Regions from separate parts of the Homo sapiens genome. Here regions 1, 2, 3 and 5 are each linked to region 4. Evidence: chromatin contacts called from ENCODE Hi-C or POLR2A ChIA-PET data. All regions are on one chromosome and are shown on one strand. The core of a region is the stretch at or near the end of the contact, and the rest is flanking DNA. Distances in the headings are between cores, read along the strand shown.

Region 1 (4,728 bases), core at 1,101-3,600, 690 kb after region 4:
TCCCGCCTCAGCCTCCTGAGTAGCTGGGATTACAGGCGTGAGCCACAGTGCCTGGCCAAAAGTCACTCTTTTTTTTTTTTTTTTTTTTTTTGAGACGGAGTCTCGCTCTGTTGCCAGGCTGGAGTGCAATGGAGAGCAGTGGTGCGATCTCGGCTCACTGCAAGCTCCGCCTCCCGGGTTCACGCCATTCTCCTGCCTCAGCCTCCCGAGTAGCTGGGACTACAGGCGCCTGCCACCACGTGTGGCTAATTTTTTTGTGTGTGTGTGTTTTTAGTAGAAACAGGATTTCACCGAATAAGCCAAGACGGTCTCGATCTCCTGACCTTGTGACCCACCTGCCTCGGCCTCCCAAAGTGCTGGGATTTCAGGCGTGAGCCACCGCACCCGGCCCAAAAGTCACTCCTAAAAATGCTTTCTCGGCCGGGCACAGTGGCTCATGCCTGTAATCCCAGCACTTTGGGAGGCCAAGGCAGGCAGATCGCCTGAGGTCAGGAGTTTGAGACCAGCCTGGCCAACATGGCAAAACCCCATCTCCACAAAAACACAAAAATTAGCCAGTCATGGTGGTGTGCGCCTGTAATCCCAGCTACTCAGGAGGCTAAGGCAGGAGAATCGCTTGAACCTGGGAGGCAGAGGTTGCAGTGAGCTGAGATTGCACCACTGCACTCCCGCCTGGGCGACAGAGCAAGACTCCATCTCAAAAAAAAAAAAAAAAAAGTTTCTCAACAAAAACTTAACGGTGGCATAGTTCTGATGAAAATCTTCATGTTCATGGCATGGAGTTAAAATGTCCAAACGGTCAAGGCCACAGATTAAAACAGGGACATCCGCAGGCCCTGGCCCGAGGGGAGGAGCATACAGGGAGTGGTTCACCCACTCCACCGCCTTTGGAGCACCTTTTAATTCTCTCACTCTTCTCTAATGTGTTCCTTGATTTATCTATTACCATCTGCGGATTTTCATCTGTTCTTTTTTGCCTTTTTTTTTTTTGAGACGGAGTTTTGCTCTTGTCACCCAGGCTGGAGTGCAATGGCGGGATCTCAGCTCACTGCAACCTCCGCCTCCCGGGTTCAAGCGATTCTCCTGCCTCAGCCTCCCGAGTATCTGGGATTACAAGCGCCCGCCACCACGCCCCGCTAATCTTTTTTGCTTTTTAAAATTATGAAATGCGGTATACACACAGAAAAGTGCGTGAACACACACATATGTACCATTTAATAGATAGTTATAAAATGATCCGCCCGCCTCAGCCTCCCAAAGTGCTGGGATTACAGGCGTGAGCCACCGCTTCCGGCCTCAGGAGAGGATTCGTGTTTGCTTCTCCCAACGTCCAGGGAAGCGACATTTCCTATTTGCTTTAGACTAAAATCTATACTTGAATTTTTTGTTTACTGTAGGTAATATTAACTAGGGTTGCAGTCCGTGGAGGGCCGACTATGCGAACGGTTTCTATGAACCATCCTTTGCTGAAGGCTGAAACCTCTTCGTCCCCTGGGAGAGTTCCTATTCAGGCCTTCTTGTAGTTAGTTCATCCTTGTGTTGACAGCTGTATTAGGGTTCTCCAGAGAGACGGATCCAGTAGGATATAGACGTAGATCCAGGACAGGAGATGGACTGGGGGAGCTGGCGTTTGCAATTACGGAGGCCGAGAAGTCTGTGAGCCGGAGACCCCGGGACTCGGGTAGCCGGGCTCAGCCCAGGTCGGAAGGCCTCAGAAGCGGGGAAGCGGATGGTGTGGCCCTCAGCACGACCCACCCCAAATCATGCCTTGCCAGGTTTCTGGGAATTCCTGGTCCAGCCCAGCTGGCACCTGACACTGGCCGTAACGGCAGGGCCACTGTTAGCTGTTAGCCTCAGGGCCCCAGGTTTAGGGGCGGTGTCTCCGTTGCACGTGCACCCCGAGCGCGCCCGCCACTCCCCACATCAGGAGCTCTGTTCCTCGGGTTCAGCAAACGCCCGGGCGAAAGCAATCTTAACATTCTGGGCTCCCGGCACCCAGACCTTGGGCTGATGCCCCTTGCTAGTGGGTCAGCTCTTTAGAAAATATATTCTAACTATTTCCATCAGCATTTCCACTTATTTTGTGCAGGAGAGTTGAACCCAAACCGTCTGGGTCGGGGTCGGTCAGGCCCCGCCCCCTGACGTCATCTCACCCCCACCCAATCCCCCGCGCCTACCTGCCTCCCGGCCCCTCCCCTTCCCGCCCCTCAATCCCAGCGCTCATCTCTGCGGCCACGCCCGCCCCTTCCCGCCACCCAATCCTAGCGCTTGTCTCTGCGGCCGGGCCCCGCCCCCACCCGCCCCCCGCCCAATCCTCGCGCGGACTCATGTTTGCCCGCTCGGCCGCCGTCTCTCGAGTCTCCGCCAGATCCGGGGCGGGTCCGCGGCCGCGGCGGGAACATGGAGGAGCTCCTGAGGCGCGAGCTGGGCTGCAGCTCTGTCAGGGCCACGGGCCACTCGGGGGGCGGGTGCATCAGCCAGGGCCGGAGCTACGACACGGATCAAGGACGAGTGTTCGTGAAAGTGAACCCCAAGGCGGAGGTCAGGCAGCGGGTCGGGCGGGCCGGGGGACCGGTTTCTTTCCGGAGAGGGTCGCGGGCCTCGGCGCGGGGCGCGGCCTGGGCTTCTCCCGCCGGAGGCCGTGGGTGGCTCTCCCGGGACTGCCGCCGCCGCCCCTTGCGGGGAACCCTTTGCGCGGGGCGAGCGGTGAACGGGGGCGGCGGAAGCGTCCGGGGCGTCCGGAGGAGTTTGCACCTGCGGGGAACTGTCCGGAGCAGGAACCGCGGCCGCCCCACACCTCCTGTTCTCCGTGAACTTTCTCTCGGGGGCGCTACGTGAAATGGGGCGGGACTGGCTGCTGCAGTCTTGCTCCCGGGGTTCCTGCCCTGCGGTGCTGGTTAAGTGGGGTCGTTCTAGCCGGGGAAGCTGCTTAAGTCCTCAGCTTAAGTGACTCTGGAGGTGTCCATCCCCCGTGAGCCTCGGTCAGTACGTTGTGAAACGGGGCGAAGGTGCTGCCCCCAGGCCAGCTGCTGCGCCTCACCACACCCTGGCATGCTCTGTCCTTCTGTTAGACTCATTCTCGGGCCGGGCGCGGTGGCTCACGCCTGTAATCCCAGCACTTTGGGAGACAGAGGTGGGTGGAGCGCGAAGTCAGGAGTTCGAGACCAGCCTGGCCAACAAGGTGAAACCCCCGTCTCTATTAAAAATACAAAAATTAGCTGGGCGTGGTGGCGGGCGCCTGTAATCCCAGCTACTCGGGAGGCTGAGGCAGAAGAATCGCTTGAACCCAGGAGGCAGAGGTTGCAGTGAGTCGAGATCGCGCCACTGCACTCCAGCCTGCTGGGTGACTGAATGAGACTCCGTCTCAAAAAAAAAAGAGTGTTCCTAGCAGCGGTGACATGGCAGCTGTGGTGGGGCTCTGAGGCTGAGGAGGTGGGGACTCTGAAGAACTGAAAGAAGGATGAAGACAGCTGGAAGTCAGGAGCACGAGGAGAGTGTGTGTGTCTATGTGTATGTTGTGTGTGTGTACGTTGTATGTGTGTATGTTTGTAATGTTTGTATGTTGTGTGTATGTATTGTGTGTCTGTGTGTGTGTAAGGGTGGAGCCCCAGGTGAGGATGGGAGAGTGGGCAGGGCAGTGGTGTGTGTCTCAGGAGAAAAAGAAAGGCCGCTGGCCCTGACCTGTTCTGCGGGGATCACTGCTGTGTATGTTGTGTGTGTGTGTCTGTGTGTTGTGTGTGTATGGTGTGTCTGTAAGTCGTATGTTGTGTGTGTTGTGTGTCTGTATGTGTTGTGTGTGTGTTGTGTGTCTGTATATGTTGTGTGTGTGTGTTATGTGTCTGTGTGTGTAAGGGTGGAGCCCCAGATGAGGATGGGAGAGCAGGCAGGGCAGTGGTGTGTGTAGCAGGAGGAAAGGAAAGGCCGCTGGCTCTGACTTCTACTCTAGGGATCACTGCTGTGTGGTGAGCCAGGGGGACCCAAGGGAGGAGTTGCTGTGGTCCCGGGGAGTTGGATGGAAACGGCATCTCAAGATGAGGTGGTTTCCAGTGCTGGGCAGGAGGTGGCATGGAACTTGGTGGTCTCTTCAGGTGAAAAGTGACCCCAGGTCACTGGCATAGGCAGCCAGGGTGCCGCCTGCACCTGAGAGGTCGGGTGAGTCTGTGTCCTGTAGGTGGAACAGGACTGCAGTTGAGGTGTCGTCTGAGGACACTGACAGGTAACCCATGTTCACAGTCCCACTGTTGCCGGATCTTAGTGGAATATTAGTGCCTTCGATTTTCCTCTCTCCAGAGAACCTCCCAATTCAACCACAGCACACAAGTGTAGTCCAACACTGGAAAGCTCAAGCCCTCTTCTTCCAGTACAGCCTCTGAACCTGTAGCCTACCCTGTTGGCAAGTGTGTTTGAAAACACTGTCCATGTGTATGGAATCCTCAGTCAGGATAGTCTTGGTTTGAAGTTGTAATGCTAGAGGAAAACATATCTACAGAACCTTCCGGAAGTAACCTTGCCTCCCTGTATTTCCACTTCCTCTCGTATTTTTCTGACAGGCCAGAAGAATGTTTGAAGGTGAGATGGCAAGTTTAACTGCCATCCTGAAAACAAACACGGTGAAAGTGCCCAAGCCCATCAAGGTTCTGGATGCCCCAGGCGGCGGGAGCGTGCTGGTGATGGAGCACATGGACATGAGGCATCTGAGCAGGTGCATCTTCACACCACCCCCCACCT
Region 2 (4,974 bases), core at 124-2,623, 730 kb after region 4:
GAACCACTTCGGGCGGGAGTACAGGAGCCCTTCCTTGGGCACCATGCGAAGGCTGCTCAAGTAGCGGCCCCTGCCCTCCCTTCCCCTGTCCCCGTCCCCGTCTCCGTCTCCCCGTCCCTGTCCCCCCGTCCCCCGTCCCTGTGCCCCCGTCCCTGTCCCCCTGTTCCCGTCTCCCCGTCCCTCCGTCTCCATCCCCCCGTCCCCCCATCCTCCTGTCCCCGTCCCCCCGTCCCCGTCCCTCCATCCCTGTCCCCCGTCCCCCTGTCCCCCTGTCCACATACCAATCCCCCTGTCCCCGACCCCCCATCCCCGTCCCCCATCTCCGTCCCCGTCCCCCCTGCCCCGTCCCCGTCTCCGTTCCCCCGTCCCCATCCTCCATCCCCGTCTCCCATCGCCGTCCCCCCGTCCCCGTCCCCCGTCCCCGTCCCCCCTGTCCCTGTCCCCCTTCCCCCGACCCCTCCCAGATCCTGGGGACCAATAAAGCCCGCAGCGGGTCTCGGCTGGCGTCCTGCGCCTCGTTCCTCCGCTCGTGGGGCTGCTTTCAGGGCCAGACGCACGGCGAGCTGTGCACGGACGTTTTTGCGGCGATTCAGGGGAAACGCACGCGGACCCGGTAGCCAAGGCCAAAGTCGGCGCAGCGCCCACCGCGGCCTCCGGGCCCCGCTCCCGCTCCCGCTCTGGGGCGCGCCACCACTCGGCGCGGGGCCCGTGTGATCCGCGCGGGTCCCAGCGTGGCGCGAATAAGTGTCAGGGCGGTTGGCTCTGAGGGGTGGGTCCCGGGGCTCGCCTCGCGCCCCCGACTGCGTGCTCAGGCCCCGCCCCTCCCCGTCCACGCATGCTGAGGCTCCGCCCCGCTCCGCGGTCCCCCGGTCCCACCCGCCCCCGCCCCGCCCCCGCCCCGCCCCCCGGCGTGTTGTGGCTCCGCCCCGCTGTCTCCGGCCCCACCGCAAGCCCTGCCCCTCCCACCCACGCGTGCCCGGGCCCCGCCCCCGTTGCGCGCAGCCCCGCCCCCTATCGCGTGCTCAAGCCCCGCCCTGGCGGCCCCCGGCCCCATCCCGAAGCCCCGCCCCCCCGCACACCGCCTGCTCAGGCTCCGCCCCGCTGTCCTCCGGCGGCGGCCTCACCCCGCAGCCCGGCCCACCGCGTCTCAGGCCCCACCTCCTGTCCTGCCCCGCCCACCGCGTGCTCAGGCCCCGCTGAGCGGTCCCGGCTCCGCTCGCGCCCTGTGGGGTCCACGGCGCGCTCTTCCAGAGCCTTTGGGACCCGTGCCCGCTCGCGTCCTCAAGTGCACGCGCCGTCCCGCGCGCGGTATTTTGGCGGCCGACGCGTTCCGTAGCGAGGCCGGCGAGTGGGGTCGGAGGTCGCGGGGCGGGGCCAGCGTCGGTTGCCGCCTTAGCGGGCGCCTCCTTTTCATCCCTCATCCTTCATCCCTGGCTTTCGCGCTCTAGCGGAGTGGGATCTGCGAACACGTGAGGCGGGGGCGCGGTCCCCAGGCTGCCGAGATGGCCCTGAGCGACGAACCGGCCGCGGGCGGCCCCGAGGAGGAGGCGGAGGACGAGACACTGGCCTTTGGCGCGGCGCTGGAAGCGTTCGGCGAGAGCGCGGAGACCCGGGCGCTGCTGGGCCGCCTGCGGGAGGTGCACGGCGGCGGCGCGGAGCGCGAGGTGGCCCTGGAGCGGTTCCGCGGTGCGTGGGCGGCGCCGCGTGCCCGCTTCCTCCCCCGGCCCGGGTTCGGCGCGCTGAGTGCACTTTACCGGGCGGGGACCGCAGCCCGGCGGCGCCGGCCGCTCTGCGAGGGCTGCCGGTGCGCGGTCCCGCGGGCCGTGGTGGGGCGCGGCCTTCCTAGGCGGGAGAGGGCCACCCCGGCGCGGCGTTAGGTGCACGGGGCAGACGCGCGCCTCCCTTGGGGGGACCGTGGCCCGCGGAGCGCCTGCTCTCGCACGGGGTGAAGCCTCTGCGGCCTCCCCGGGAGGCGGGGTGCAGAAGCCCTCCGTCCCCCGTCTCCGTCACTGGAGGAGGTCCCTGGGCTGGGGAGACTCGGGCCAGACCCCTCCGGACAGCTGGTCAGCCCTGCAGTGTGGACTCCCAGGCTTGCCTCCACCGAGCGCGGTTTCTGTGAATGTTGTGTGGACAGGGAGATAGGGAATGAGAGAGGGGGACGCAGGGAACAAACCTGCTGCAAACAAAGCGCGCCTCGGGTGGGGAGGGCAGCAGCCTGTCCGTTCCGTGGACGCCGTGGACAGAGCGGGCTGGCCGGGTCCGTGCCTCTGCAGGCGGGGTGGGGTGTAGGTACCCCTGTGGAGGCCATTCGATGAGTCTAAATTCTCCGAGTTCAGACCCACCTTTACCGCTGTCTATAATGGGTTATTTCCAAACAAGTCCTTAGGAGCTCATAGCTAAGTAGTTACATGGGGTTTTGTAATTCAGTAAAATCATCTTTGTAGACCCTTTGAGTAAGAAGAACTTTTGCATTATTTGGCCTTCCTCATTTTAGAATGACAGCGCTTTGATTTTAGGAGTCAGGCAGGGTGGGGGGCCTTGTGGGAGGAGTGCGGGTTCGGCGTCAGATCCTCCTGCCTGTGAATTCTGGCCCTGTCGCTTGGACCTGATACTTGATTGCCTGTTTCTTCGGGTGTAAGCTGGGGCGGATAACGATGCCTCTCGTGCAGAACTGTTCTGAGGGTGAGGGACCCTCATCCAGGGACCAGTGAAGCCAGATTTTTTGTTCCTGGTGTAACAGCCCAATGGCTTCTTCCTTTTTTTTTTTTTTTTTTTTTTGATACGAAGTCTTGCTCTGTTGCCCAGGCTGGAGTGCAGTGCAGTGGTGCGATCTTGGCTCACTGCAACCTCAACCTCTCAGGTTCAAGCTATTCTCCTGTCTTAGCCTCCCGAGTAGCTGGGGCTACAGGCGCGCGCCACCACGCCCGGCTAATTTTGTATTTTTAGTAGAGGGGGTTTCACCATGTTGGTCAGGCTGGTCTCAAACTCCTGACCTCAAGTGGTCGCCCGACTCAGCCTCCCAAAGTGTTGAGATTACAGGTGTGAGCCACTGCGCTCGGCCCCAGTGGGTTCTTTCTGCGGGCTGCCCAGATAGAGTTGATTTGTCAGGGCAGGGGAGTTGCCATGGAGAAGATTTAGTTCACGCAGAGCCGGTTGAAAGGGAGACTAGACTAGAGGTTTTTTTTTTTTTTTTTGAGGCGGAGTCTCACTTTGTCCCCCAGGGTGGAGTGCAGTGATGAGATCTCAGCTCACTGCAACCTCCACAACCTCCACCTCCCAGGTTCAAGTGATTCTCCTGCCTCAGCCTCCCGAGTAGCTGGGACTACAGGTGCGCGCCACCACGCCCACCTAATTTTTCGTATTATTAGTAGTGACGGGTTTCATCGTGTTAGCCAGGATGGTCTCGATCTCCTGACCTCGTGATCCACCCGCCTCAGCCTCCCAAAGTGAGCCACCACGCCCGGCTGGAGTTTTATTATTACTCAGATCAGTCTCCCTGAGAATTTGAGGGCCAGGGTTTTTTAGAGGTAATCTGGGGGAAAGGGTGGGGGTGGCTGATTGGTTAGGGGTATACAATCATAGGGGAGTCGGAAATGATCCTCCGTGATGTGCTGAATCGCGTCTGCGTGGGGCCCCAGGAGCAGTGGGCGGGTCCAGGTGGAGCTATCATGGGTCCGTGGATCCTAGTGTAGGTGTCAGACATGGAAACAATCTGAAAAGATATCTTTAAAGGCCAGTCTCAGGTTCTGCAATAGTGACATGGTCTGCAGGAGTAACTGGGGAACTCGCATGTCTTGTGATCTCAAGAATAATGGCTGGCAATTAGGTTACGCCTTAGCGGAATTCAGGCTCCTCTCCTCCTCCTAGCCTGGTGGCCTCTCATTAACTTTACAAAGGCAGTTGAGTTTTGGGGAAGGGCTCTTAGCATTTAAACTATAAATTAAATGTCTCCCAGAGGTAGCTTGGCAGCTTGAAGACTAAAGGCATGAGGGGGTTGCCTGGATCAGATCTGCCCCATTGCCATAATTTCCTCACAGATCACTTTTGCAAAGGCAGTTTTGCTGGGAAGCAGTGGGTGTGTTCAGATGTGGAGGTGGGAGCTGCCGGATTGGACAGAAGCAGTTTCAGCTGCTGAGAGGAGGAGAAAGCGGTGGTTCAGGGTCTGGGAGGTTGTGAAGAGCTGGCAGCTGTGTGGAAGGGAGCAGTGCCTGGATATGTCAACCAAAAAGTATCTGAGACGAGTCTCAATCAGTTTAGAAGGTTAAGGGTGTGCCCGTGAGGCAGCCTCAGGAGGTCACATGTCCCCAAGGAAGTCGGGCTACAGCTTAGTTTTACACGTTTTAGGGAGACGTGAGACATCAATCAATACCTGTAAGATGTACATTGGTCTCGTCAGGGAAGGCGGGACATCTTGGGTGGGAGGGCGTCCAGGGCATTGGTGGATTCAAATATTTCACGATTGGTGATTGGTTGAAAGAGTTTATCTGAAGACCTGGAATCCATAGAAGGGATTGTCTAGGTTAAGATAAATTGTGGAGACCAAGGTTTTTCTTATGCAGATGAAGGTTCCAGTTAGCTGGTTTCAGAGAGAATAGATTGTAAATGCTTTTCATCAGACTAAAAAGGTACCAGACTTAGTTAATTTTCTCTTGGATCAGGGAAAAGACCTAGAAAAGGAAGGGATTCTCTACAGAATGTAGCTTTTCCCAGCAAGAGACAACTTAGCAGAACCATTTCAAAATATGTCAAATATATTTTAGGGAAAAATATTTTGATTTCTTTCAGGGCCTGCTGTCTGTCATGTGATGCTGTACTAGAGTCAGGCTGGAATTTGGTGTCTTATTGCTACTTAAGATCGGTTTTAATGCTAATACTGATCAGCTGTGCCTGAATTCCAACGAGAGGAGGGTATAATGAGGCCTATGTGGACCACTCCCCACAATCCCTTAATATCATGAGGCCTGAACTAGTTTT
Region 3 (4,796 bases), core at 325-2,824, 680 kb after region 4:
GTGAGCCCAAGCCCATCTCAGCTGCTCCCCCAAACTCTGCCCATTCCTCACCCCGTCCCCTAAGCTGAGGTGTGGCCGGGCACCTGAGTCCCACCCCACGCTCCACAGTCTCAGGCCACCCCCTCCAGCCGTGCCACACTCCCTTGGTGCTCACGCCGCCTGCCTGGAGCTGCCCTTAGGGGACAGCCTGCACCCTCTACCGAGCAGCCTCAGATCCCGCTTCCTCCCACCCTCTCCCGCTAAGTTCGTCTCTGGCAGGACCCTGGACCTGGGGCTTCCCAGACCCTTCCCAGGCCCCAGAGCTGACAGGTCCTTCCCACCAAGACTCCATCTCCACGCCCGGCTGCCCTCCTCCGCCCAGGACTCAGAGCGGGTCTCTGTTGGAAGCGTGGGTTCAGCCCCGAGGCGCGGCAGGAAGGTGGGCACAGGCTGGGCTCCTTCCACAGCCTCAGGGTCGGCCTCGTCCAAGCTGTTCCAGGGATGCGCGTGGGTGAAGGCCCCGCCTGCTCCTCACTCCCAGCCGAGGTGTTCGCCTCTGCGCGTTCCCCCTTCTCCTGGGTTCCTGCCCCCGCCTTTCTTTCCCCGGAGCCGTCCACCCCCTCGCCGGGCGCCGGCTTTCAAGCCTCAAACTTGGGGGATCCCCGGGCTGCCTGCCTGGGAGCTCTGGGCGCTCCGGCCTCCCCTCGCCCTGGAACCCGCTCTCCGGCCGCTGTCGTGGGGGGTCCCCTCTTCCGCACGCGAGTCACCTGTGCTCCTTCCTCTCCCCCGGACACGCGGGACCCCTGGCCTCGGGACCGGACCCTGGTCTCCCCTCCCCTCCGACCCACGCGCAGACCCAGCACCTGGGCGCCTGCTCGCCGCGCTCCGCCCCAGGAGCCCCGGAGCTCGCGTCCCCTCCCGCCCCTCCTGCCCCGCGGCCGAACGCGCACTTGCGGACTCGAGCCCCCGCCCCGGGTCCCCACAGCAGCGGCCCCAGGTCGGGAGGAGCCCAGCGCCCGGCCCAGCCGCGGGCTCCCGCTGCGCGCAGACTGCGGAGAAGGATGGAGACTGCGCCGCGGGGCCTCGAGTGGAACTGGGGGTGCAACAGGGACGCCGCAGCACGAGGGCCAGGGCCGGGCGGAGAAAGGCCCGCCCGCGAACCGCGCTCCTCCTCAGCCCCGCGCCCCCGGACCGGGACTCCTACCCTCCCCGGCCACGCGCCCCGGCCTCTTCCCGACCCCTGCCCGGTCTCGCGTCCCCGGACCCGGACCCCCACCCGCACCCCCTCCCCAGCCCCGCGCCCCTCCCCGGCCCCGCGCCCGCACCCCGGCACGCCCTCCGCCCGCGCTCACCCGCCGGGTGGCCGTACGGGGACTCGGCCGCGCCATCCTGCAGGCTCGCCAGGATCTCGCCCTTGCCCACGTCGCTGTCGCCCACCAGCAGGAACTTGAGCAGAAAGTCGTAGGCCCGGACCGGGCTGCCCAGGGCGCTCATCGTGACGGCCCGGCGCCCCCACCCATGCCCGGCCTGCGGGGCTGAGCGCAGAGGCGGCGGCCCGGCCCCGAGAGGCGCCGCGCGGGCCCCGAGTCCTTGCTCGCCTCCGGCCCCGCCCCGCCGCCCAGCGCTGACAGCGCGCATCCCCGCCCGGCCCCGCCATTGGTGGACCGCAGTTGCTAGGGCAGCTGCGCGCTTTCACTGGCTTGGTTGTCCGTCCATCTTACTCTCGTCACCGCCTCCGGGCTGTCGCCCACCCGCCCCTCCTGAAAGGTCGCTGTCACCACAGCCAATGGAGGCCCGGAGACGGGGCAGGGGCGGAGCCAGAACAAGCAGGAGGCGGGGACTCTGCTCCCGCAGCCAATGGCGGGGCGGGGTGGGGGCGATCAGGGGGTGGGGCCGGGTGTTTACACTCTCGCGTGCGCCCGTGAGCGCCACGAACTCGCTCCCACGGTCGTCGGGTCTGCACGCCCCGAGTCGGGAGGGGCGAGGGGCGGTGCAGGGTCCCAGCGTGGGGCCTCCCCACCTGCCCACCAGGGAGACCTCGGGTGCCTGGCCGGGTGGGGCTCGGGGTCGGTCCAGTTGGCGGACGCGGCCGGAAGGCCCCCGCAGGCCGCCTCGCCGGAGGAGTCCCTGTCGCCGTAGAATCCAGGCTCGCGGTCTCTCCCCACGGTTCATCCAGGGCCTCGTCGTTGCCCCATTTACGCGGCGTGCCTGAATGCCTGTGTGTGCACATGCGCCTGTGTACGTGTGCATGTGTTCGTGTGTGTGCATGTCTGCGTGTGCATGTGTGCCTCTGCAGATATCTGCACATGTATGTGTCTGCGTGTGCATGTGTCCCTCTGCAGGTGTCTGCACATCTATGTGTCTGCGTGTGCATGTGTCCCTCTGCAGGTGTCTGCACATGTATGTGCGTGTGCATGTGTCCCTCTGCAGATGTCTGCACATCTGTGTGTCTGCGTGTGCATGTGTGCCTCTGCAGGTGTCTGCACATGTATGTGCGTGTGCATGTGTGCCTTTGCAGGCATCTTTGCATGTGTGTGTCTGCGTGTGCTGCTTCTATGCATGCGCTCCTATGTGTGCGTGCGCTTGTTTGTGCATCCATGCATGTGTTTGCGTGCGTGCTGGAGGAGAGCATTGGGTGGGACCCTCCAGCCTTTTGGCTTCTCCTCTGCTCTAGAGAGCAAGGGTTGCCAGGCCGAGGTCTGCCCTTCGCTCTGAGGGTCTCACCAGGTGCACATTGGTTTATTTGGTGCAGAATTCAGGCAGCAGGCAAAGGGCGAGCTCCGTCCAAGAAGAAGGATAATGCCCCCACTACTTCATCCCCTCCACCCTGCGTTGTGTAGGGAACTGCTCTAGACCCCATTAGAAGTTTTTTGTGGGGGAGGAACAGAAGAGGGAGCGGAAGAAGAATTACAAAAGAGACTGAAGTCAAGATTATTATATTTGTCATTTGCATTCATTTGGACCTAGAAAATGTTTACTTTGGAATGCCAATTTAGTTTGCAACACCTGTTATTCATTGGTTGATTAGTTGCTTTAGTTACTAATGCAGCCACATTTTTTTTTTTTTGAGACAGAGTCTTGCTCTGTTGCCCAGGCTGGAGTGCAGTGATGTAATCTTGGCTCACTGCAACTTCCACCTCCTGGATTCAAGCCTCCCAAGTAGCTAGGATTACAGGCATGTGCCACCACACCCAGCTAATTTTTGCATTTTTAGTAGAGATGGGATTTTGCCATGTTGGCCAGGCTGGTCTTTGACTCCTGACCTCAAGTGATCGACCTCGGCCTCCCAAAATGCTGGGATTGCAGCACTGTTTTTTTTTAGAAGGAAGGTCAGAGGAAGAAAAGAGGATGGAAGGTGGACGCTAGAAAACTATGAGAAAGATGGCATTTAGTCCCCAGCCCCACCACTCTGCCAAAAAGAATTCAGGGGAGTTTCCTTCCCATCCCTAACCCTCAGTCTCCATGTTCCAATCAGCTGTGGGTCACATGGCTATTACCTAGTGAGGAAAGGGTACCTTCTTTTGCTCGCTCCCCACCTACACATCCAGACTCACTGTACAATAGGGGTCAGGAGGCCCCCAGCCCACCCTCGGGGTCACACCCAGCAGTCCAGCAGTGTTCACGGTGGGGCATGGAGAGGGGTGGCCAGACCACTTCCTACAGAGGACAGGTGATGGGGGAGCCCTTGTCTGCTCTTCTCCTGCCCCACAGAAGGTCCTCACCACCTCCTAGTTGTCACCTCCAAGCTGGCCTTGGCTGAGCTGGAACATGGCCACTCCCACCTGGAGGGCCAGGTAAAATAACCACGTCAGAAGAGGGCTGTGTTCAGATATGGTGTCCATCTTCTTGCCCCAAACATTGCTTTCACCAAACAGAGGTGTTTATTTCTACAGCCAAAGCAGGTTTCCTCCCACCAGGGCCCCCAGTTTCCTGAGGGACAGTCCTGTGGTGGGATACCTCTTCCTCCTCCCCAGTTTCAGTACATGTGTAAAGTCCAGGCAGAGGGTGGAGGTGTCTGGACAGCACTAGCCTACCTTCTGCCCAACTCAGAGCCAGGCTTCCAGACCTGTCCATCTCGGATCATCGGAACATTCCTCCCTGTGGCCACGCTGAAATCTCCTTGAACATCCACCCACCCATGATCTGGGGCTGCTCTGGAGACTAGGCCTCTGTGGGCAGAAGGAATGAAAGGAACATTTACTGATGCTTCTCCACGAGTAAAATGTCATCAGAAGGTGGAGGTGAGGCCGGGCGTGGTGGCTCATGCTTGTAATCCCAGCACTTTGGGAAGCCAAGGTGGGTGGATCACTTGAGGTCAGGAGTTCGAGACCAGCCTGGTTAACGTAGCAAAACCCCATCTCTACTAAAAATACAAAAATTAGCTGAGCACGGTGGCGCTAGCCTGTAGTCCCAGCTACTCAGGAGGCTGAGGCAGGAGAATTGCTTGAACCCAGGAGGCAGAGGTTGTAGTGAGCCGCTGTCACACCACTGGACTCCGGCCTGGGCAACAGAGTGAGATGCTATCTTAAAAAAAAAAAAAAAAAGGCCGGGCGCGGTGGCTCAAGCCTGTAATCCCAGCACTTTGGGAGGCCAAGGCGGGTGGATCACGAGTTCAGGAGATCGAGACTATCCTGGCTAACACGGTGAAACCCCGTCTCTACTAAAAATACAAAAAAATTAGCCGGGCGTGGTGGCAGGCGCCTGTAGTCCCAGCTATTTGGGAGTCAGAAGAATGGCGTGAAACAGGGAGGCGGAGCTTGCAGTGAGCCAAGATCGTGCCACTGCACTCCAGCTGGGGTGAGAGAGCGAGACTCCGT
Region 4 (4,986 bases), core at 34-2,533:
CCCAGGCCACAGAGGCCCACGAGGCCCTGCTGACATCGAGGAAGCTCGGTGCCCCAACCTTCAGGTAGAGCAGTAGAAAGGTTCAGAAACCACTCTGCCTGCACCGATGGGGTCCTCTGCACATGGCACCCCCAGAGAGCTCCACTTCCAGGAACAGGGAAGAGCAGGGCACGCCCTCCAGCCTGGGCGGATCCTGGCTCAGACGGCCTAGGTCTGACCCTAGCCCTGCTGAGTCACTTAACGCCCCCGTGCCTCAGTTTCTCCACTGGCAGGTGGGGTTAATCCCTGTCAAGTGTGTGTAACGTGGAGCACCGAAGAAACCACGCGTTCCTAGCCCAGTGCTGGCGCCCACCGGGGAGCAAACAAAAGGGAAACCACTGTGCCTGGCGGCTGGGGTAGGTCCTGCCGGCTCCTCGGGCTGGACGATCTCACTGTCCCCGTCCTGGGGCCTCATCTCCCCTTAACAAAAGACCCCAGGCTCAGGGCGCAGGGCGGCGGCCCAGCTCCTCCTCTCTCTTCGCCGGCTTGGACTCCGCCGTGACGGCGCCCACCCCTGCCTGTTTCTGCAGACCCTCTCCACCTTCCCGCAGCCCCGGCTGCTCCACGCCCCCTCCTACCAGCTGCGAGACACCAGCCCACGAGGGCGCGGGGCGCGCGGCCCGGCCGGAGATGGAGTCTGAGAACGGGCCCAACCTCAAAGGCACAGGGGGCGGCGCGGGGGCTGGCGTCTGGCCCTCACAGTGTCACGCGTGAGGTCGGGACGGAGCGTCCGCGCCTGCCTAGCCCCTGCCCTCCGGCCCTCACCTTCCGGAAGCCGGATCCAGCTCCTGCTCCCTCCATGACCGCAGCCTCAACGCGCGCCCACCGGAACCCCGCCCCGCGCCTCCAGCCAATGAGACCGGAGCGCGCCCCCGGAGCCCCGCCCCGCGCCCCTAGCCAATGAGTCCGAAGCGCCTGCTCTCGGAGCCCCGCCCCCACGTCTCAGCCAATGAGCCCGGAGCGCGCCCTCCAGCAGCCCCTCCCTCACGTCCCGCAGCCAATGAACTTGGAACGCGCCCTCCCGGGGCACCACCCTCACGACCCTCAGCCAATGAGCCCGGAGCATGCCCTCCCGGGGCCCCACCCTCATGCCCCTAGCCAATGAACCTGGAGCGCGCTGCCCCCTCTCAGCTTGCGGCCCGAAAGGCGCGCCAGTTCCTTTGTTCTCATTGGCCCGCACCAAGCGCTGCCTGCGCAGAGCCTGCTAGGAGTTGTAGTTCCCGCGGCCTCTCCCGGCGCGCCTTGTTCTTCCTGGATACTGAGGCCCCGACGCGGCTGTCGCGAGGGCGGGGGTCGGGGCTGCAGGCGGGGCAGGGCTGGGTGGGGGCGCGCGACGCACCTGCCTGCTTCCTGCACGGGTGGTCCCCAAGCACTGCGGGGCCCCAGCCCAAAGCGGACCTTGACTACCGCCCAGCCCCGCGCTCCCAGGACCTCCCGCCCGCGGAGCCCACTCGGATTGCTCTCCGCCCGGGTCGGCGGAGGCCCCGTCTCCTGTACCCGGCGCTGGGACTGCTCCGCACCGCGCGGCTCCCTTTCAGCAGCTGCGGGAGCATGCGGAGGAGGCCCTGCCGGCCCCGCGGGTCATGGAGGAGTTCCGGCGCTCCTACAGCCGCCTGTGCAGGGAGAGTGGGGCCGAGCCCCAGGAGGCTGTCCTGCAGCAGCTGCACCAGCTTCCCAGGGGCCGGCTGGACCTGGCCACGCAAAGCCTGACGGTGGAGACCTGCAGGGCCCTGGGCAAGCTGCTGCCGAGGGAGACGCTGTGCACGGAGCTGGTCCTGAGTGACTGCATGCTCAGCGAGGAAGGTGGGCAGGCGCGGCGGGGTGGATCCCTCTGCTCCTTAGCTGCCCACACCATTGCCTCGGCAGCCCGAGGTCGCTTCCTCTCCAGGCTCTCCAATTTCTGTGCCGTAGTTAAAGCGAGCAGGGGCGCCCCTTCCTGCACCTGGGAGTAGAGGGCAGTTCCTCTGTATGACGGGGGAGAGGCCTTAACATTCGCGGTCTTACCTGGTTCCCCGCGTGCAGAGCCGGCTTGGTGCCTGGCAGGGGCTGCAGGTGTTTCAAACATGACTTCGCAGCGAGACTCTTGGCCAGCGCCAACCCAGACCATCGGGACAGTTGTCCCTTCCTGGGTCTAGGGAGCTGCCCTGAAAAGGGGCCCACGGGGAGGGCCTTGGGGTCAGCAGGGGCAGAGAGTGACCGCCGGCCCCCCTTACACAGGGGCCACACTGCTGCTCCGAGGCCTGTGTGCCAACACCGTGCTGCGCTTTCTGGACTTAAAGGTGAGATACCTGCACTCTTGAGTGTCCGAGTGTGCCACCCAAGGGCAAGAGGAGAGGTGGAAGATGCCAGGTCTCGGGGGCCTGGGGTCTGGGCAGGTGGCTGGAAGCTGTCTGTGAGTCCCCAGGCCGCTCTCTGATGGCCTCCTGTGTGTGACCATCTCCAGAGCAAGAGTTCACATTGGCAAACAAGCCGGCCCTTGGAAGCCCCCTGAAGACAGGGAGCCCAGGAGCTGAGGAAGGCTGCAGGGTGCACCCCAGGCTTGTCCCCTGGCTGACCAAGGCCCTTGGGGCATGGGCGGGAATTCAGAGCCAGTCAGGGCACGCGAGTGACTACCGGCCTGTTTCTCTCCTAGGGCAACAACCTTCGGGCTGCAGGGGCCGAGGCTCTGGGAAAACTCCTCCAACAGAACAAGTCCATTCAGAGGTGGGTGGTGGTCCCGACCCCAGGCCCTGTCTCTGTGTGGTTGAGGATTGGCCCCGAGCACATGCTTCTGCAGCCCAAGAGTTCCCCATTGCCAGGTGCCCATGTTTCACATACGTTGGCAGGGGTAGGCAGAGGCTCCGGCCCATCAGACCCCAAGCCCACACCCGTCCCCAAGCCCTGGACCCCACGGGCTAGGCAGTCCCCTAGGTGAACACTGGCTTCTGCCCCTCCTGCAGCCTCACGCTGGAGTGGAACAGCCTGGGCACGTGGGACGATGCCTTCGCCACCTTCTGCGGGGGCCTGGCGGCCAACGGCGCCCTGCAGCGGCTGGACCTCCGCAACAACCAGATCAGTCACAAGGGCGCGGAGGAGCTGGCCCTAGCCCTGAAGGGCAACACCACCCTCCAGCAGCTGGGTGAGGCCTCCCAGGCGCCCTCAGGCTCCCTCATCCCTCTGAGGCTGCCTCTGCTCTGGGAAGTGAGGGGCTAGGGGACTGGCCTGTGCTCCTGCTCTGTTGATGACTGCAAGGCAGTGCCCCCTAGGGAAGCACCCCGGCCAGGCCAGCTCCCCCTCTGCCAGGTGCATTCTGTCTGGTGACTACAGGTTTCCTTCCAGACCTGCGCTGGAATAACGTTGGCCTCCTGGGGGGCCGGGCCCTCATGAACTGTCTCCCCAGCAACAGAACCCTGTGGAGACTGGACCTGGCTGGGAACAACATCCCTGGAGACGTCCTCAGAGCCGTGGGTACGGTGCAGGGCTGTGTGGAGTGACGCGTGAGCCTTTGACAGAGGCCTGTCCACCGAGGGCGGGGTGCCGGGCTCAGGACGGGAACTGATGAGGAGAGCAGCCTGAGAGCCCAGGGGAAGCAGGAAGGAGCGGAGGGGTCGTGGGGCACCTGTTTGGCACTTGAATGGCGTTCGCCACACATGGGCACTGTCCGAGGCGCCCTGTGTACTTGCTGAGTTCTTAGGACCTGTGCAGTGGAGGGTGCCCGTTTCACAGCTGGGGAAGCTGAGGCCGTGTGGCTCACAGTCCTGGCCTTGGTGGCTTTGCTGATGCTTCGGGTGGCCCAGGTCTTGGCCTTGGCCAGGAAGGCTCCCTGGTCACCCTGAGTCTGTGGCCCTGCATGTGAGTCAGGTGAGGTGGGGCCCCCTGGCTTGTGCTGGCCTCCACACATTCCCTCCCACCAGCGACCCCGAATCCTTGCAGCTGATGTCTCAGCCTCAGGCCCCAGTGCCCCAGACTCAGCTGGGGACTTTGCCAGGCCCCCCGTACTCCCTAATCCGCGCACAGCGGCAGCCTCTTCCAGCCCCTGTGCTGAGGGCTCATCCCTCCTGCTGGTTCTGCCTGGCCTCTGACTCCAGCTGCGCCGTCCCTGGCTTCGCCTCGGCACTGCCCTGGTTGTTGTCATCCCTCCTGACCTCTGCCCCCTCGCCACATGCTACCCAGATCTTTCCAGAACTGAGCTGGGCACAGCATTTGCCTCAGCATTGTGCAGTGCCCCTTGACCTTTGGGATGGTGGCCAGATGCCCCAGGATGGCCCTTGCCTTTTGCGGTGGAGCAGCTCCCACCACCTCTGCCCCACATGTGCACGCGCTCCCCAACACCAGGCGGCTCTTGCTCACAGCCCGAACCCCACAAAGCACTTCCACCCCCATGCACTGAGGGGGCACCCCTGACTTGCCGGGTGAGACGCTGCCCCACACGGCATAGATTCCCAAGCAGCCAGCCGCTGGGTGCAGGGCTGGTGGCCACCAGCTACTCCTGAGGCTAAGCAGCCCCGGGGTGACACAGCTCCTTTGTGTGTGTGTGTGTGTGTGTGTGTGTGTGTGTGTGACTGAGTTTCACTCAGTCACCCAGGCTGGAGTGCAGTGGCGCAATCTCGGCTCACTGCAACCTCCACCTCCCGGTTCAAGCGATTTTCCTGCCTCAGCCTCCCGAGTACCTGGGATTACAGGTGTGCGCTACCATGCCCAGCTACTTTTTTGTATTTTTAGTACAGATGGGGTTTCACCATGTTGGCCAGGCTGGTCTCGAACCCCTGACCTCAGGTGATCCACCCACCTCGACCTCCCAAAGTGCTGGGATTCCAGGCATGAGCCCCTGTGCCCAGCTGACACAGCTCCTTCTGCAGAGCAAGCCATGGGCCACAGCCAGGACCGGCTCACCACCTTCCAGGAGAACCAAGCCCGCACTCACGTCCTCAGCAAGGAGGTCCAGCACCTCCGGGAGGAGAAGTCCAA
Region 5 (5,247 bases), core at 1,513-4,012, 630 kb after region 4:
ACTGAGAGACATCTTCTAGATTAATCATTACTCTTATTACTCATATTATGCTTATGGTAGCCAAAAACTGGAACGTACCCAAATGCCCAACCATGGTAGACTGGATATATGAATTGTTGTATGTCTGCACAAAAGAACATTGTACATCAAGAATGATCTGGCCGGGCACGGTGGCTCACACCTGTAATCCCAGCATTTTGGGCAGCCGAGGTGGGTGGATCACAGGGTCAGGAGATCAAGACCATCCTGGCTAACACGGTGAAACCCCATCTCTATTCAAAATACAAAAATTAGCCGGGAGCGGTGGCGGGCACCTGTAATCCCAACTACTCGGGAGCCTGAGGCAGGAGAATCGCTTGAACCCAGGAGGCAGAGGTTGCAGTGAGCTGAGATCACGCCACAGCACTCCAGCCTGGGCAAGAGCAAGATCCGTCTCGGAAAAAGAAAAAAAAAAAGATCTACAACTATACTCAACAATACGGAAAAAAAAAATCACAAACATGATGTTGAGTAAGAAACCTAGAAACAGCCTGGCGCCGTGGCTCACGCCTGTAACCCCAGCACTTTGAGAGGCCGAGGTGGGCGGATCACCTGAGGTCAGGAGTTCAAGACCAGACTCAACACGGAGAAACCCAGTCTCTACTAAAAATACAAAATTAGCCAGGCATGGTGGTGCATGCCTGTAATCTCAGCTACTCGGGAGGCTGAGACAGGAGAATTGCTTGAACCTGAGAGGCGGAGTTTGCAGTGAGCCTAGAACGCGCCATTGCACTCCAGCCTGGGCAACAAGAGCGAAAACTCCGTCTCAAAAAAAAAAAAAAAAAAAAAAAACCCAAAACAAAAAAACAGCTAGAAACAAAAATAAGTACAAAAATAAAGTACAGAAGTAGGCAAAACTAATCTATGATGTCACAAGTCAGGTAGGGAGCATTTATTGGAATCAAGCGTGGCCAGGTATATTCAATTTCTTAATTGTTAGTGACAGGTGTGTAGTTTGGAAAATTCATCACCTGAACACTTATGATATATCCACCCTTCTACAGGTATAGCACACTTCACTAAAAAGAAGGCATTACAAACACCAGATGGTTGGAAACCACCCTCTGAGAAGGCTAGGCATCTCCCTTACCATCTCAGCAAAACTTTCTTCCGGAGAAACCCCAGCACACAACCCTGGGGAAGCTGGCAGCGCCCAGGAAGCCTGACTGGTCCCAGGGCATCAGGCATCAAAATCACTGAGAGGGAGTTCTTTCAAATATGTGTAATCCGGCCGGGCGCAGTGGCTCACGCCTGTAATCCCAGCACTTTGGGAGGCCGAGGCGGGTGGATCACCTGAGGTCAGATTGAGACCAGCCTGGCCAACATGGTGAAACCCCGTCTCTACTAAAAATACAAAAAGTAGCCGGGCGTGGAGGCAGGCGCCTGTAATCCCAGCTACTCAGGAGCCTGAGGCAGGAGAATGGCGTGAACCCGGGAGGAGGAGGTTGCAGTGAGTCGAGATCGCACCAGGCTGGGCGACAGAATGAGACTCCGTCTCAAAATGAAATAAATAAATAAATAAAATTGTCTTCACATATACGGGATCATACAGCACCTGCCTGGATTCTCTTCAAAAACAAAACTTCCAAAGCCAACATGTAAAGCCTCGCAGAAGCCTGTCTCGGAATAACGGACATTCCTTTTCCTCCCCATCAGGACCTTTGGGAAGCGCGCCCTTCAAATGGGAGGTGAGGAGGCAACCATCCGAATCCAGGTCCCGCCCGCCTCCCGCGGGAATCCGACCGCGCCGCCCCGGCCGCATCCCCCGCAGCTCCGAAGCACCTGCGGGGAAGGAGGTCACCTTCCCTGGGCGCTTTAAATCATCCAGTGCTTACACCTGGATTCCGACATGGGAAAAGAAGTAAGATTTCCCTCAAAGGCCTCCCTTAAGTCCTTTGACTCCACCAAACACGAAGAAAAATCCCGGGGAGTGGGGGTGGGGAGAGTGACATTTTCCGATGGAAACCGACGGGAAAGGTGAGACCTGCACCCCACCCGCGCCACTCGCCACCAGAGGCGTCGGAGACGCCGGCTCCGCGGCTCCAGTAAACCCAAGCGAAGTCAGCTCAGCCACGGGCTACCTACTAAAGACCCTGAAAGGAACAGGGGGCAAAACGGGGTTCTGGGCAGGGCGTCAATCACGCTGTGGGGAAAATCCCGATAACCGTGGAGCCCGCAGGGAGCCAGGGAACCCGAGTGGGCGTGGCGCGCGGGGAGGGGCGTCCGCGCAGGAGGCTGGGGTTCTGTGCCGTCTCCCACCGACCTCGACCTCGGCCCGGGACGGCCGGCTGGGAGCGGTCACAACCCGGGGGGTGGGGGAGCGCGAAAGGCCAGGAAGGTGGGAGCCGGTTCGGGCCTGGTCCGGACCCCGGCTCGGGCTGGGAGCAGCGGCGAGGGCCGGGGCCGGGGGCTTCGGAGGGGAGCTCGGGCGGGGCCGGGGTCCCGGGTGGAAGGCCTGGCCGGAAAGGGGCGCCCAGGAGAGGCCTGAGAGCCGGGGACCCCGGGCTGCGGGAAGGCCCGGCCGGGCAAGGCGACAGGGCCGCGCCTCCTCACCGTGGTCCTGGTTGAAGCCGGCGTAGAGCAGCCCGTTGCCGTGAGGGTTACACGGCAGGAGGTTCATGGCGCCGCCGTGCTGGGTCGCCGCTCCTCAGCGCTGCATGCCTCTCGCTGGGGACGGCGGCCTGGTCCCTTCGGGCCGGCGCTGAGGCCGCCGCGGCCGGAAGTGCCGGACGTACGTGCGTGCGTGCTGGATGTGCGTGTGTGCTGGACGTGCGTGCGTGCGTGCTGGACGTCCGTGCGCGCGCCCGCGCCCCACCAGGGAGCCTATGGAGCGCCGAGCGCATCTAACCGAAGCGAGGCGAGACGAGGCGAGGCAGGGCGGGGAGGGGCGGGGCGGGGCGAGGCGAGGCGAGGCGAGGAAAGGCGGGGAGAGGCAGGGCGGGCGGGGCGGGATGAGGCGGGGAGAGGCAGGGCGGGCGGGGCGGGATGAGGCGGGGAGAGGCGGAGCGAGGCGGGGCGGGGAGGAGGGGGCGGGGCGGGGCGGGGCGAGGCGAGGAAAGGCGGGGAGAGGCAGGGCGGGCGGGGCGGGGCGGAGGCGGGGAGGGGCGGAGCGAGGCGGGGCGGGGAGGAGGGGGAGGGGCGGGGCGGGGAGGGGCCAGGCGGGAGCGCAGAGCACGTTCGCGGGAGGGTCTGGCCTTGTCATGCGCGGGGTCGCCGCGGGAAGGAGGATGGCCCGTTGAGGGCTTGGCACGGATACCTGACGGTCGGAGGAAGGGGGGAGAGCCGGTAAAGGAGGCTGACCCAAAACTGAGGCCCGGTGCATCATCCCTCATGAGAGGCAAGCCCAGAAGCGCCACAATACTAGGGTCCCCCTTCAGGAGACAGAGACCCCCAGGACACAGAGGGCCCCCAAGTCACTCAGCCCCCCCAGGACACGCAGCTCCTGCAGGACGCAGAGGGTGCCCAAGACACACAGTCCCCAGGACAGAGACCCCCCAGGACACAGAGGACCCCCAAGACACGCAGTCTCCAGGACACAGAGGTCCCCCCAGGACACACAGTGCCCCCAGGACACAGAGGTCCCCCAGGACACAGCACTCCCAGGACACACAGCCCCCCCGGGACACAGAAACCCCCCCAGGACACAGCCCCCCTAAGACACACAGCCTCCCCCAGTACACAGAGTCCTTTCCAGGGCACATATTCCCCCAGAAGACACAGAGGTCCCCCTAAGACACACAGCCCCCCCAGGACACACAGACCGCCAGGTCACAGAGACCTTCCCAGGACACAGGGACCTTCCCAGGACACATAGCCCCCCAGAGGACACACAGCCCCCCCACGACACAGCCCATAGAGGACACAACCCCTTAGTACCCCACCTAAAGGACAGGTGGCCCTCACACAGCACAGCCCCCGCAGGACTCCGGGACCCTCAGGTCACATTGCTCACAGGGCACAGTTCTCAACTCTTAGGGTCAGGCTGCTGGGGGCATCCTGGTCACAGAGCTTTGTCCCTGGGCTTGGCTCATGCAGTGGATGGCTGTGGAGGCCTGAGTGCTGGCCCTCGTGTCTCTTGCCCAGGGAGTCCTCTCCACTCCCCCTCCTCACTTTCCTGTCCCCTCCTAGGCTCTCCCTGTTCCCTGCAGCACACCTGATCTCCTAGGAGGTCCTGACACTGTCCCCTCGCAGCCACCTGCCTCCACCCCGTCTGTCATCCTCATCCCACCCTCGCCACTTGCCTGAGCTGGTGCTGACCTCTTAGCCATGGGGAGGAAGGAGCTGGACTGTAAGCTGAGATCACTGGCCCACTCGGGCCAGGCGGTCTCCGCATCGTGGGCATTGAACACCTCGATTCCCATACGAGAGGGGCTCCTCCCTGAGAGCGACCAGAAGCCTTCCGATGGCGGAGCGAGTTGGGCCGCCCCGGCTGTGACTAGGGCTCGGGGGCCCAGGTCCAAATCACAGAGCTGGGGCGAGACCTAAGTGCGGTCCAGGGGCTCAGCACCCTCTTCCCTGAAGGGCACTGGGTTCTCCTCTGTGCACACGTACCGGTACCTGCTGTGAGAAGTGTCACGTGGGGGAAGGAGAGAGGCGTGGGTAAGGGACATTTCCCTTCATTTCTCTGCTTGCCACCCTTGGGGCCTCCTTCAGTTCACATTTTACTCAGTCTCCCGGTGGCTGTACAGCCGGGGGCGGGGGCATGTGTGGACATCCACACACAGCGCTGGTTGTATCCTAACCAGGAAACTCAAAGCAGCCTTGCCCACCACAGTGCGTTGAATGGTGACCCTCTAAAGATGTGTCCTGGGGGGCTGAGGAGGGAGGATGGCTTGAGCCCAGGAGATTGAGGCTGAGGCTGCACTGAACTGAGATTGTGCCACTACACTCCAGCCTGGGCAACACAGCAAGACTCTGTCGCAAAAAAAAAAAAAAAAAAAGATAGGTCCACCCAGAACCTGAGAATAGGGGCTTCTTTAGGTAAAGAATCATTGCAGAAGTAATTAAGGATCTCGAGATAAGATCATCCTGGATTTGGGGTGGGCCTTAAAGCTGGTGACCGGCACCCTTGGAGGAGACAGGAATGGAGGAGATACAGGGGACAGCAGCCAGTGGGACTGGAGTGCTCAGCCCTAAGTCAGCAAGTGCAGGAATCGTGGGGTCACCAGGAGCCGGGAGAGGCATGAACGGTTCTTCCCCAGAGCCTCC

Evidence for each region. A loop is a pair of places that touch in the nucleus more often than their neighbours do. ChIA-PET counts read pairs that join two places held with the same protein, here RNA polymerase II (POLR2A). Pooled maps may share reads with other maps.
Region 1: a map with no recorded cell type shows a loop between it and region 4 (18-fold over the local background). The contact joins the promoter of FN3KRP here to the promoter of LRRC45 in region 4. A Hi-C loop is called at or near these places in 1 of 37 single-sample maps with no recorded cell type and 5 of 50 pooled maps. POLR2A ChIA-PET finds 5 or more read pairs at or near these places in 2 of 52 experiments (PC-9 and RWPE1).
Region 2: a map of HCT116 shows a loop between it and region 4 (12-fold over the local background). The contact joins the promoter of TBCD here to the promoter of LRRC45 in region 4. A Hi-C loop is called at or near these places in 3 of 168 maps with a recorded cell type or tissue (HCT116, chondrocyte and naive thymus-derived CD4-positive, alpha-beta T cell), 1 of 37 single-sample maps with no recorded cell type and 8 of 50 pooled maps.
Region 3: a pooled map shows a loop between it and region 4 (8-fold over the local background). The contact joins the promoter of RAB40B here to the promoter of LRRC45 in region 4. A Hi-C loop is called at or near these places in 5 of 50 pooled maps.
Region 5: a loop to region 4 is called in a map with no recorded cell type, with 24 times the contacts of the local background. The contact joins the promoter of WDR45B here to the promoter of LRRC45 in region 4. A Hi-C loop is called at or near these places in 1 of 37 single-sample maps with no recorded cell type and 7 of 50 pooled maps.

Annotation. Positions count from the first base shown.
Region 1 is chr17:82,714,356-82,719,083 of GRCh38, forward strand. FN3KRP (fructosamine 3 kinase related protein) reads left to right here and starts at 2,351. Exons shown (of 6, transcript NM_024619.4): 1 at 2,351-2,541; 2 at 4,551-4,702. The coding sequence starts at 2,401. It overlaps LOC101929552 (a long non-coding RNA gene), which reads right to left and starts at 1,898. Exons shown (of 2, transcript NR_136400.1): 1 at 1,212-1,898. RefSeq lists silencers at 2,168-2,407, 2,428-2,507, 2,588-2,677.
Region 2 is chr17:82,750,692-82,755,665 of GRCh38, forward strand. It overlaps TBCD (tubulin folding cofactor D), which reads left to right and starts at 1,374. Exons shown (of 39, transcript NM_005993.5): 1 at 1,374-1,686. The coding sequence starts at 1,503. It overlaps FN3K (fructosamine 3 kinase), which reads left to right. Exons shown (of 6, transcript NM_022158.4): 6 at 1-505. The coding sequence ends at 64. RefSeq lists silencers at 566-925, 1,616-1,935 and an enhancer at 4,282-4,576.
Region 3 is chr17:82,697,124-82,701,919 of GRCh38, forward strand. RAB40B (RAB40B, member RAS oncogene family) reads right to left here and starts at 1,575. Exons shown (of 6, transcript NM_006822.3): 1 at 1,332-1,575. The coding sequence starts at 1,473. RefSeq lists silencers at 1,304-1,733, 1,754-2,143.
Region 4 is chr17:82,022,022-82,027,007 of GRCh38, forward strand. LRRC45 (leucine rich repeat containing 45) reads left to right here and starts at 1,284. Exons shown (of 17, transcript NM_144999.4): 1 at 1,284-1,842; 2 at 2,257-2,318; 3 at 2,672-2,742; 4 at 2,979-3,157; 5 at 3,358-3,486; 6 at 4,878-4,986. The coding sequence starts at 1,623. It overlaps CENPX (centromere protein X), which reads right to left and starts at 857. Exons shown (of 5, transcript NM_001271006.2): 1 at 805-857. The coding sequence starts at 840. RefSeq lists a silencer at 548-1,597 and an enhancer at 1,334-2,257.
Region 5 is chr17:82,645,682-82,650,928 of GRCh38, forward strand. It overlaps WDR45B (WD repeat domain 45B), which reads right to left and starts at 2,763. Exons shown (of 10, transcript NM_019613.4): 1 at 2,593-2,763. The coding sequence starts at 2,659. RefSeq lists silencers at 2,216-2,265, 2,276-2,325, 2,926-2,995 and enhancers at 2,408-2,907, 3,286-3,355.